2 separate regions of the Homo sapiens genome follow, and region 2 is linked to region 1. A link is a contact called in ENCODE Hi-C or POLR2A ChIA-PET data. All regions are on one chromosome and are shown on one strand. Each heading gives the region's core, a stretch centred on a gene start or an enhancer-like site at or near the end of the contact. The rest is flanking DNA. Distances are from core to core; before and after follow the strand shown.

The links. A loop is a pair of places that touch in the nucleus more often than their neighbours do. ChIA-PET counts read pairs that join two places held with the same protein, here RNA polymerase II (POLR2A). Pooled maps may share reads with other maps.
Region 2: a loop to region 1 is called in a map of Right ventricle myocardium inferior, with 2.6 times the contacts of the local background. The contact joins the enhancer-like site here to the promoter of CHST13 in region 1. A Hi-C loop is called at or near these places in 14 of 168 maps with a recorded cell type or tissue (Right ventricle myocardium inferior, cardiac septum, heart left ventricle and 2 more) and 10 of 50 pooled maps. POLR2A ChIA-PET finds 5 or more read pairs at or near these places in 1 of 52 experiments (activated naive CD4-positive, alpha-beta T cell).

The regions. Positions count from the first base shown.
Region 1 is chr3:126,522,591-126,527,713 of GRCh38, forward strand. It overlaps CHST13 (carbohydrate sulfotransferase 13), which reads left to right and starts at 1,565. Exons shown (of 3, transcript NM_152889.3): 1 at 1,565-1,839. The coding sequence starts at 1,743. It also overlaps a transcript of C3orf22 not described here. RefSeq lists enhancers at 889-1,389, 1,390-1,890, 1,951-2,451, 2,452-2,952.
Region 2 is chr3:126,570,216-126,576,216 of GRCh38, forward strand. The region is part of intron 1 of LOC105374090 (a long non-coding RNA gene); the gene reads left to right. Among named protein-coding and RNA genes, the nearest start is that of C3orf22, 14 kb to the left of the region's middle. RefSeq lists enhancers at 1-193, 194-1,103. Within about 2 kb of position 3,441, at least 3 of the 41 ENCODE cell types and tissues checked have a DNase peak (open chromatin) inside an H3K27ac peak, as active enhancers do.

The DNA.
Region 1 (5,123 bases), core at 315-2,814:
CCTGGAATCCCTGGGTCCTGGGCCAGTCTGGGGGTGGGCTAGAGGTTCCCCAAGGCCAGAAAAGTCATGATAAGAAGCTTCTAGCTTACTGTGAGTCTGGACTCCCACCCCTGTCCTTTGAGAACATCATCACCATTTAAAGCTGTATCTCAAAACCAGCAGAACTATTATTTGCTTAATATTCTTCCTTAAATAGATCTTCCACAACTTAAATAAATATAGTAGGGAGAAATTTTTATTTCACCACTTTAACAGAAACCAGCCACTTGCCAGAAACAGGCAGTAACCATAAACAAATTAATTACTAATATCAAATACTTACCTGGCACTCACTGAGTGCCAGACACTGTTGCAAACATTTCCTGTATCTCATTTAATCTTCACAGCACTGAGGTTTAGGATTATCCCCCCGTACAGGAAAATGGGAAACAGAGAGGTGCAGTTAATTTCCTAATCTCCCACAGCAGTAAGCGGCACCAGGTGGGTTTGGAGTCACCACATTTTTCAAGAACAGTTTAACAACTGGAGCTTCGAGTGTGGAATAATAGACACTGGAGACTTGGAAGGGTAGGAGAGTGAGCGAGGTGGGAGGGATGAGGAATTACTTAATGGGTACAATGGACATTATTTAGGTGATGGTTACACGGAAAGCCCAGACCTCACCACTGCATATCTCCATGTAACAAACCTGCACTTGTGTCCCTTACATTTATACAAAAAACTCCAAAAAAAACCTACAGTGTAATGTAGTACCCTATCCCATGCACTCACACTGCTAAATGTTGTTTCCAACGCACTCATCCGCGCACCCAGTGCCAGCTGCACCCTCCCGTTCCCTGCTAGCCTGACTTCTGGGCAGCAAGACCCTGCGGTTAGACGTGGGCTCCTGCCCACAGGGCTAGCTGGATGTGTGTGTCTTTCAAAGGCTGGACTTTACTCTCACCTCGCCCCCTCCACCCCCCAACACACACACACACACACACACACACACACACACACACAGTCCCTGGCAAGTCCTCAGAGCTCACGTGGTGCCCAGAGAAGTTGTGGGTGACACGATGAGGCACAAGCTCCATTCCCCGGGGGATGTAAGCTGAGACCCTACCTCTCTGTGCAAAGGCTAGTGCCACCTGCATGAGCTAGATTCAGGCAGGACCTGGAGACCCTGGAGGAAAGCAAGGCTGCAGGGTAGCCTTGGGTCGGGGAGGGAGGGACACTCTTAGGCCTCTTACTGAGGGCGGGGGTCCCGGAGAGCCATGGACAGGGCAACGCTCTACTAGGCTCCTTGGTTCATCCCAGATCAGCCCTTGGGCCCCTGGCATCTAAGGCAGCAAAAAGGCAAGGGGACACCGCCCGGGGTGGGGCACGCCACCGCGACAATGCCTCTTGGCCTTGGGTGGATAATGGCACCCCTGGGCAAACCCTAGGGGCGGGGCCCAGAGGCGAGGGGCTTCCCCAATCAGTCTCCGCCCTAGCGCCCTGGACTTCGGCCCCATTCCATTGGGTGAGGGTGGGGGCACGAAAAGAGGAGCGGGCTTGCGGCCCCACCGTGTCCCGCCTCCTCAGTCCCCAGCGACTCGCAGGGGCTGGTGGGGCTGGGGTCCAGCTGCCGTGCTCCCCTGCCCTGCGCCGCGCCGCGCGTCTTGGTAGGCGCTGCGCTGCCGGGGCCGGGTCCTGGGCCAGTGCAACTCCGCCCCCAGCCGTATCCAGCGGACTGTCCTCCGCCGCGCGCCCGGCACAGCATGGGGAGGCGCTGCTGCCGGCGGCGCGTGCTGGCGGCCGCCTGTCTGGGCGCCGCGCTCCTGCTCCTATGCGCCGCGCCCCGCTCCCTGCGCCCGGGTGAGTGCCCGCCGGCCGAGCCGCGCACCCCCAACCAAACCTGGCTCCTCGCGCTTTCCACCGCGGCCTGACCCCTCGACAGCGCGGGGGACACCTGTTGTCTCCTTCCTGGCTGGGGCTAGGGGTGGCGGGCAGGGGCGCTGGTGAGGCACAGAAAGGCTCTAGACGCCCCCGCGAGCAAAGGCTCTTGCTCCTCCTCCGGAGTTACCTCCCCACTCCCAGAGCGGTGACTGTTTTGAGTCCCACAGCCGGTGCCTGGAGACCGGGGTCAGTTGTGGGGGGTAGAGGACAATTGGCCAATCCGGGAAGGCCATCTCCCTTACCTTCACCCCCTTCCCCTGCGCACCCCACGGCCCCTGGACATGAGCGCTGCTGGGCGCATGCGCATAGGAGGGGAAGCTTGGGCCACTCGGTCCGGTCCCTTGGTTGTCCTACTGTGCAGTGGGTGCCACTCCCTGCTCCACCCTGAAATCCACACTGGGTAGGGCTTGGGACTCCTGTGCACCCACTCGTGGTCTGGCTGGGGAAACTGAGGCAGTTAGTCATGACTCCGCAGAGCTGAGTGCCCTGGGCTCCACCGGTGCTGAGTCTTTGCTCTGAGTCTCTCCTCAGCTCATGTGAAGCCTCCCATCAACCCATTTCACACAATCTGAAGCGGGCCAGAGAGTGGGGAGACAGGTGTGGTGGCAACGTGCTGGCTATACAATCTACTTGGGACTGGAGGGGCCCAGCCAGCGCCCGGGTCTCCTGACCTCAGGGCTGTTTGCCTTTCCTTGTATGTGGTATGCGTGCTGGGTGGGACGACTCAGTCCGCCTCCCCACCCCCAGTGTGGGCTCTGAGAATCCTGGGCCCCACCCTTGGAACCTGGCAGACACAGTCCCAGGGAGTAAGTAACTAGGTCCAGGGTGGGCGGGGATGTTGGGCAGTGGGGGTGGGAGTGGCCCAAGACTTGAGGATATCAGGGCCTGGGGAGGCCTCTGCCCACTCCCCCTGACCCTCACACTGCCCCTTGCCCCTTGTGTGTCCAGACACAGCAGGTCAGACCTGGATGCCTCCCCAAGCCCATGGGATAGGGCTGGGGTGTCTCTTTCCAGCACCCCCACAACCCCTTCTGTGAGCTGTCTGGTGGTGTTGAGCAGACAATCTCCTGGCAGTCTGGGGTGTGGACTCAGTGTCTGTGGCTGCCACAGCCTCTGTCCACCGAGTCATTCAGTAGACAGATGTTTACCCAGTACTAAGACAGGGCAGAACTTGGTGGCTACTGGCCCCTCAGGGCTCAGCGTGGGATGTTAGAGGACACCTGAGTGCCTGGGTCCCGGGGAGTGTCTGCAAAGGAGCATACATCTTTGAGTGACTGCATGGAGTGTCTGCGTCCCCATGTCTCCGTGGGACACCTCTCTCCTGTCACCTACTCTACCCAGGTTTGAGGGATGAGAAACAAACCAAGGTACTAGTCACCTTCTGGGCTTTGTTCCTTCTGACCTCCCTCCCTCTCCTGCAGAGCCTGGGAAGAGACAGCAGGTGTTAGGAGGACGGCTCCGAACCTCCCTTCCCAGCCTCTGCGCAGGCTGGGCTCTCCACCTGGCCTGTCCTGCTCTTGGCCATGACCTCACCCAGCATCTCAGCATCTCTCTCTGTTTCTGTCAAGCGCTCTTGTACCTCTCCCATGGCCTGTCTCCAGCCATCACAGCTTTGTGAGTGACCTTGGGCGAGCAAGAGTTAATCAGACCAACCTATCCAGCCTCTCACACTGGCTTTTCTCTCTCCCAAGCCCTGAGCTGAAGCTTTGGCTGAGACTATGCTTGTGGGCCTGCAGGTGGCACACAGGGAGGGCACTCAGCTGGGAAAGGCCTTTTCCTGCCAGGCTAGTCCTGCTGGAGGGGCATCCCCTGCCCTTGGCCTCTGGAAATGGCCTCACGAGGGCCTGCAGTGTCTCTGCAGCCATGCCTGAGTTGGAAGGGATGTGGTCTGTGCCCTGTGAGGGCTTCTGGCCTGGGGATGAGGGCTCCAGAACTCAGGAGGGATTTCAGCCCCTTCTCCCAGGAGGGCAGGCCCAGCACTGTCCCCTCCTTCTCCAGAGCAAGAGGCCCAGCACTGTCCCCTCCTTCTCCAGAGCCAGAGGTGCTGCCGTAAGTTGGGCAAGGGGCCACTGAAGGGCTACTGGCTCAGGCCTGGGGCTCTTGCTACCCCAGGGAGCTCAGAGACATTCTAGTAGGGGGAGGTCTGCGGCAGCCCCTCCACAGCCACAGCCTCAGCCCCAGGGCTCCACCACCTGCACTGGCCTACTGCTTAGGGTCCCAGGGAGGAGGAGATTCCAGGAAGGTGGGGCAGCTGCCCAGAGCACTGCTGCCCTCATCACCCCACCCTCATCCCCAGTGCCCAGCGGCAGCTCCCAATGGCAGACCCCTGGGTCTCCTGCGGCCCCCTTGGCTCCCTCTGTGTTTTTGCCTGGGCATGGTGACCATGCTTCCCGTGGCTGGCACACCACGGACCACGGACCTGTTGGTTGTCTGCTCGTGCAGGTACTGGGAGACAGTGGGGAACAAAACTTAGAAATACCCCTGCCTCGAGGAGCTTACATTTTTAATATGAAAACCCAAGATCTCAGCTCTATGTCTTCTGCCTCTGAGACACCGGCGGGAGCAGTGTTGGCACCAGCCCCCTTCCCCTATTCCACTCCCGCGGCTGCAGGGCTGAGCATCTGTCCCAGTGTTTGGAGTCACAGGTGTTCCTCTTGGAGCCAGGTGGGCCTCTGCATCCCATCCCAGCCCCTGCTCACCCCTAGGCAGGCAAGGAAGCTAAGACTGTGGGCCACCCAATGGCACACAGTGGTAGCCTCGGCGAGGACAAACCCAACCCAATTCAGACTCCCTTCAGCTGGGAGGGAGTGGGTCTGTGCCTGTGACTGAAAAGGCCAGGTGCCTCTGCCTCGGACAGGCATAGATCTTGGGGTTCAGATCACACCTCCAGCTGTGGTTTAGCTTTTCTCTGCCATAGCCTCACTCTCAGCTGCACCAGTTCAGCAACTCCAACCCAAAGCTAGAGAGGGTTCCTTTGCCACTGATTCCAGCCAAAGTCCCAAGGAGGCATCCATTGGCCCGGTCTGGGTCTCAAGTGCCCGTCTCTGAGCCAGTCAGGTGGCAGGAAGGGCTGGGAGGCTGTGATTGGACAGGCCTAGGCCACATGCCTATCCCAGCAGGTGGTGGAGGCGTAGGGGAGCCTATCGGAATCACATGGGCTGAAGGCCTGGCAGGCATCCTCCTCTGGTGGGTGGGCAAAGGGA
Region 2 (6,001 bases), core at 2,191-4,690, 50 kb after region 1:
CCGCCACCCCGTGACCACCCAGGAGGCCACCATGGTTGTGCCCTGCCAGGCCCTTCCTCAGCAAACTGAGAAAATAGCTCCTCCTGGGGTGAGGGGAGCTGGAAGGTTTACCTCACCGCCCAACTGGCCGGGGTGTGAGCCAGGCAGGAATTTGGACAGTCTTGACACATGAAGCAGAACAGCCCATCCTGGCCTGCAGAGGGCACCGGGGGTGGCCAGAGAGCAGGAGAGCAGCCTGCAGTGCTGGGCTCTTGGTTTGGCTCTCATAGACCTGTGTGTGGCCTACATGGGCTGTTGGACACCGTCAGACAAGGACTGGAGGGACATGTGGCTGGGGTGGAGGACAAGGGTCGGAAGGGAGGGCAAGGGAGGAATAGAAGCCAGACACACACCCTCACTGCCTCCCCTCACACAGCACAGGGCCTCCTGGAAGGGGCTGGGCTGGCAGAAGCGGTCGGGGAAACCATCCACAGCCAAGGCCTGGGTCTTGAAAGCAGTCTGGAGAGATGGCGGCAGACTCATTTCATGGGCTCAGAGGCCAGGGAGGCTCCTTGGCAGCTCATAGGCCCTGTCAACTGGGGCTACTAGAAGGACGAACTGTGTTCAGGGCCCTGCTTGGTGGCTGACAGCACACTGGGCCCTGGAGCCGCCTCACCTTTCCGTCCCTTCAATGTTCGTGAGTCTCCCATACGCGCTACTCTCTGCTGGTCCATCACTGTGTGTCGTCGCATTATTTCATGCGGTTTAAAGAGTCAAGCAGTTCACATATAAGGAGCTCATGGCTGTCAGCTGCAGGGCTCCTGGAGGCAGCTGCTCAAGCGAGAGGGTTGGTAACAGGGCCTCCCTGGCTTTCCTAACTGGACAACAGCAGCCATTGCCACTCTGTGGCTCTCACTGAATCACTTGACACGAGCAGAGCAGCAGCGCCCAGAGCCGCAAAGCCTTCCTGAAATAACCCTCCACGAGCAGGGGGCTCTTCCCCCATGGTCCCATTGTCAGGTCCGGCAGGAGGCAACAGGTGGCCCACTCCTGAGGGTGAACTCACCAGGAGAGTTGCAGGAGATGTTAGCACCCCATGTCAGCGGGGAGGAGCTGCCTGAGGGCTGCGGCCTGGGTGGAGGTCACAGCCTCTGCCCACCTGGGGTGGCTGTGGGGCTCCCACCCCATTTGGTCTCCTGCTGGTGCCTCCCATGGGTTGGACCTGAGTGGAGGTCAAGGCTGGAGTCCTGCTGACAAGTCCTGGAGGTCATCTCCAGGGACACAAAGCAGGTGGAGGAGGGCTGGTGGTGGGGGCGGTGGGGGGTGTCTGCAGGAGCAAACAGAACCTCCAGCACACTGCTTTGCTTCAGGAATGACTTTTCTGACTCAAGCTCAGCATAGTGAGTGGCATGCTGTCCCCTGCCCCACCACGCACTGCGGCAGGTGCTCCCCGCTGCTCACCAAAACCAAAGGCCATACCCTCTGTGCCTACTGTCTCAGGCCATGCCTGCCAACAATCCCCTGCTAGCTGGCCAATGGTGACATTCCCATCCTTCACAGGGGAGCATTATTCTCAAACAGGGATGTATGAGTCTATCGAACTCAGCACTTGTATTTCATTGTTTGTATCTGGTGCATTATTTTATACAAGTAATATGTGCATGTGGTCTAAAGAGACAAGAAGCCCTAAAAGGCTCACACGAAATACCTCTGCTCTCTGAACAGCCTTTTCCTTCTGCCAGGTCCCTTTCCCAGCAGCAGTGGTGTTTGTCTGGTTTGGTGTTTCTTATTGCTAAGCCATTGGGTGTAGCTGCTTTGGCTTCTTCCATGTGAGAGATCATCCGCTGATACCTGTTGTGGGAGATGAGGACTCAGCTGTTAAAAACCGGCCTCCATGCCCTATCTCATCCCCTAAAGCAATTACAGGAGAACTTCTGGATAAATCAGCATTCATCACTTACATTTCATGCCTGGGCAAACATCATCCTTTCTCATGGCTGGCTCTGCCTTACCCTCCACTTTCCCAGGGCCAGGATAGGTTTCTTGACCTTTCCCCTCTGGCTGCCCAGGCTCTCCAGAAAGACATTTTGCCTTCTCCTGGGTGGAGGGTACAGATCTGGCTTGCAGTGCCCTGGAGATCTTCAGTAGTCTCTTAATCTCTTCCAGGGGACTGGGAAACCCCTGTCCAAAAACCTTGTCTCCATGTTCCAGAGAGGACGCCTCTGCAGTGGTGTGGGAGCAGCAGCAAGCCAGCCCCACACTCAATCGTGCCCTCACAGGCTCCAGTGGCATCTGCTGCTCAGCTTTCAGCTCCGGCTGCCCAAGTCTCCTCTCGCTCAGGTCCCTCATCCAGCTCTGGCTTCCAGAGGTCAGCTGCTGCAGTCTCCTATCCTCCTATTCTTCCGGGTCTAGGCTTTCATGAAACATCCCGCTGCAATCTGAGAGGACCTTCGGTAGACAGTATTATTACATTTGTTTTCAATCCACCCTCTTAACCCAGAGGTCCACTTTATCTTATATATCTTTTCTTCTGTGCCATTATTATTATAATTCCTTTCTGTTTAAGGCAGTAAGATTGGTTTCCTTTTACGGTAGTTGTAAACCAAAAGTATCTCAGACAGGTCCCAATCAATTTTTGCCAAGGTTAAGGACACATCCCGGGAGACAGGTCTGTGCCTTTCTCCAAAGATGGTTTTAACAGCTTCAATATTTAAAGGGGAAAAGCCTGCTGGAGGGGACAGAGGGAGGGTATGGTCTCATTACTGAATCCACATGTTGCAAGAGAAAAGGAGCAGGTAGGGGAATGGTCAATTATGTGTTCATCCTGTGCTCACTATAAGATAAGGTGAACATGGAGTGAAGCTCTTTAACTTTTATCTGTTACTGTCTGCTCAGGAACAAAAGGAAAGGCTGCTTCTTGCACGACTCGGCTTTCAGCTTAATTTTTTCCTTTAGGCAGAGTGAATTGGGGTCCCAGTTTTATTTTCCTTTGTAAACCAAAAATAAAATTCTAAGGCTCCCCAACCATTTGAATAAACCCCTCCTCTCCACCAGGGCATTCCAAAGTTAACCAGAAAAACTGTTTTAGGACATGATGGGAAGGGAGCGTTGAACATGCTTCATCATACCATCTTCCTGTTAGCAGCGGTGGCGAATCAGTACAGGTCTGCAGCAACCTCAGTTCTTGCCTCCTCAGAGGAAAGAATTCAGCCGAGGGGCATAAGGCAAAGGGAGAGACAGAGGGCAGTTTGGAGCAGGAGTGAAAGTTCACTAAAAGGTTTATATACTTTTTATAAAGGTTTAGAGCAGGAATGACAGGAAGTAAAGTATACTTGGAAGAGGACAAGTGGGTGTCTTGAGAGATCAAGTGCACGGTTTGACCACTGACTTGGGGCTTACATGTTGGCAGGCTCCCGGAGGGTTGCATCCCTTCTCTGATTCTTCCCTTGGGACGGGCTGTCTGCATGAGCAGTGGCCTGCCAGAACTTGGGAGGGGCCACGGGTGTGGTGTGTTTACTGAAACCGTGCGCATGCTCGCTTGAGGCGTTCTTCCGTCCCAGTCAAGTGTTTTAAACTCCACCGTTTTGCCTCTTAGTGCACATGCTTGAACCCACTCGCCCAACTCCAGAGACCTTATCGGGAAGCTGCTGCTCACCAGCTTCAGATTGTATCTATCTATTGGGAGACTGCCTTTTCCTGGCGCTGGCTGCGACCAATTATTATTTTTAGAGAGACAGTTTCACAACTGCCTGACCATCACCTGATGGTGGCCTGACATTCCCGGTGGGGAGGCCCTTTCCTGCCATGCTCATGTCTGACTAGCTACCTATACTATAACACTCCTTTTTGGATTTCAGGAAAAGCTGACCAGCATTAACATCAACACAGACCTTAAGTGTGATAAGAAACATTTATATTCTATTCTCTCTGAAGCCTGCTACCTGGAGGCTTCATCTGCATGTTAAAATTTCGGTCTTCACAGCCCCTTATCATCGTAACCCAGATACTCCTTTCTATTGATCCCAGGTCTTTAGATAATAACTTAACTCTTTCAAACAACTACTAATTAGAAAAATTTTAAATCTACCTATAACCTGGAAGCCACTCTGTATATCTTACATGTTTTCGATTGATGTCTCCTGTCTCTCTAAAATGTATAAAACCAGGCTGTGTCCTGACCACCTGGGGCACATGTTCTCAGGATCTCTTTGGCCACTGGTCACCCATATTTGGCTCAGAATAATCTCTTCAAATATTTTACAGTTTGACTCTTTTCATTGACACCTTTCACATAGCAATATTGTTTCCTTTTAAAATACATATATTTAAGTACATATTCATAAAATGTGAGTTGATTTATAAAAATATTACTAGGTAGGGCAGGCGCAGTGGCTCACACCTGTAATCCCAACACTTTGGGAGGCCGAGGCTGGCAGATCACCTGAGGTCGGGAGTTCAAGACCAGCCTGACCAACATGGAGAAACCCCATCTCTACTAAAAATACAAAATCAGCTGGGCGTGGTGGTGCATGCCTGTAATCCCAGCTACTTGGGAGGCTGAGGCAGGAGAATTTCTTGAACTTGGGAGGCGGAGGTTACGGTGAGCTGAGATCGCACCATTTTACTCCAGCCTGGGCAACAAGAGCGAAATTCCATGTCAAAAAAAAAAAAAAAATTACTAGGTAAACAGTATAGGTGAAAAGTGACTGGTAGAAATCAGGAGTGATGGAAGTTTGGGAAACACAGCACTTAAGGAATTTTAAGGTTCCTTAGATATTTCTGAAATTTAATGATTTTGTAACTATTAGGAAAGTAAAGAAAGATACCTAAATCTCCAAATTTGTTTGATCTGAAATACCCAAATGATCATCTTAGTAGACTGAGAAAAGCTTTTGACAAAATCCAACACTCTTTAAATGATAAAAACTCTCAATAAACTAGGAATAGAAAGGAACATCCTCAACTCAACAAAGGGTGGCTGTGAAAATTCCACAGGGAATAGAACATTCAGTGATGAAAGACTGAATGCCTCCCCTGGGATCGGGAGGAAGGCACGGGGGTCTCTTCTGGCCACTTCCACTCAACATTACACTGGAGGTTCTAGGTCGTGCAACCAGGAAGAAAGAAACAATCCTGTCCAGATTGGAAAGGAAGGAGTACAATTATCTTTATTTGCAGGTGACAGGATCCGGTACCTAGAAAATTCTAAAGAATTCATTAGAAAAACTACCAGAACTAATAAAACTAGTTCAGCAAGATTGCAAGTTGTAAGATCAATATACAAAAATCAAGTGTACTTCTATATACTAGCAATGAGCAATCCAAAAATGAAATTAAGAAAATTTCATTGACGAAAGCATCCAAAAGAATAAAATATTTGAGACTAAGTTTAATAAAAGAAGTATAAGACTTGTACCCTGAAAACTACAATATATTGCTGAGAAAACTTCAAAAAGCTCTTATATAAATGGGGAGACATTCTATGTTCATACATACTGAGATTTCATCATTAAGATAAAATACTCTCAAAGTGATCTATATATTCCAGGCAAAATCCCAGAAACTGATAAGCTGATCCTAAAATTTATATGGAAATACAAAGAATCTAAAATAGCCAAAACAATCTCGGAAACGGACGAAATAGAAGGATTCACACTTCCCACTTTCAAAATGTAATACAGGGTTACAGTAATGAAGTAATGAAGACAGACAGTGTGTTACTGGCATAAGAATAACCAATGGAACAGAATTAAGAGTCCTTCTGGACTTACATTTATGACCAACTGATTTTTGACAAGGGTGCTGTGCAATTAAATGTGGAAAAGGCAATCTTTTTTTTTTTTTTTTTTTTAGAGACGGAGTCTCGCTCTGTTGCCCAGGCTGGAGTACAGTGGCGCGATCTCGGCTCACTGCAAGCTCTGCCTCCCAGGTTCAAGCCATTCTCCTGCTTCAGCCTCTCAAGTAGCTGGGACTACAGGCGCCTGCCACCCCGCCCGGCTAATTTTTTTGTATTTTTAGTAGA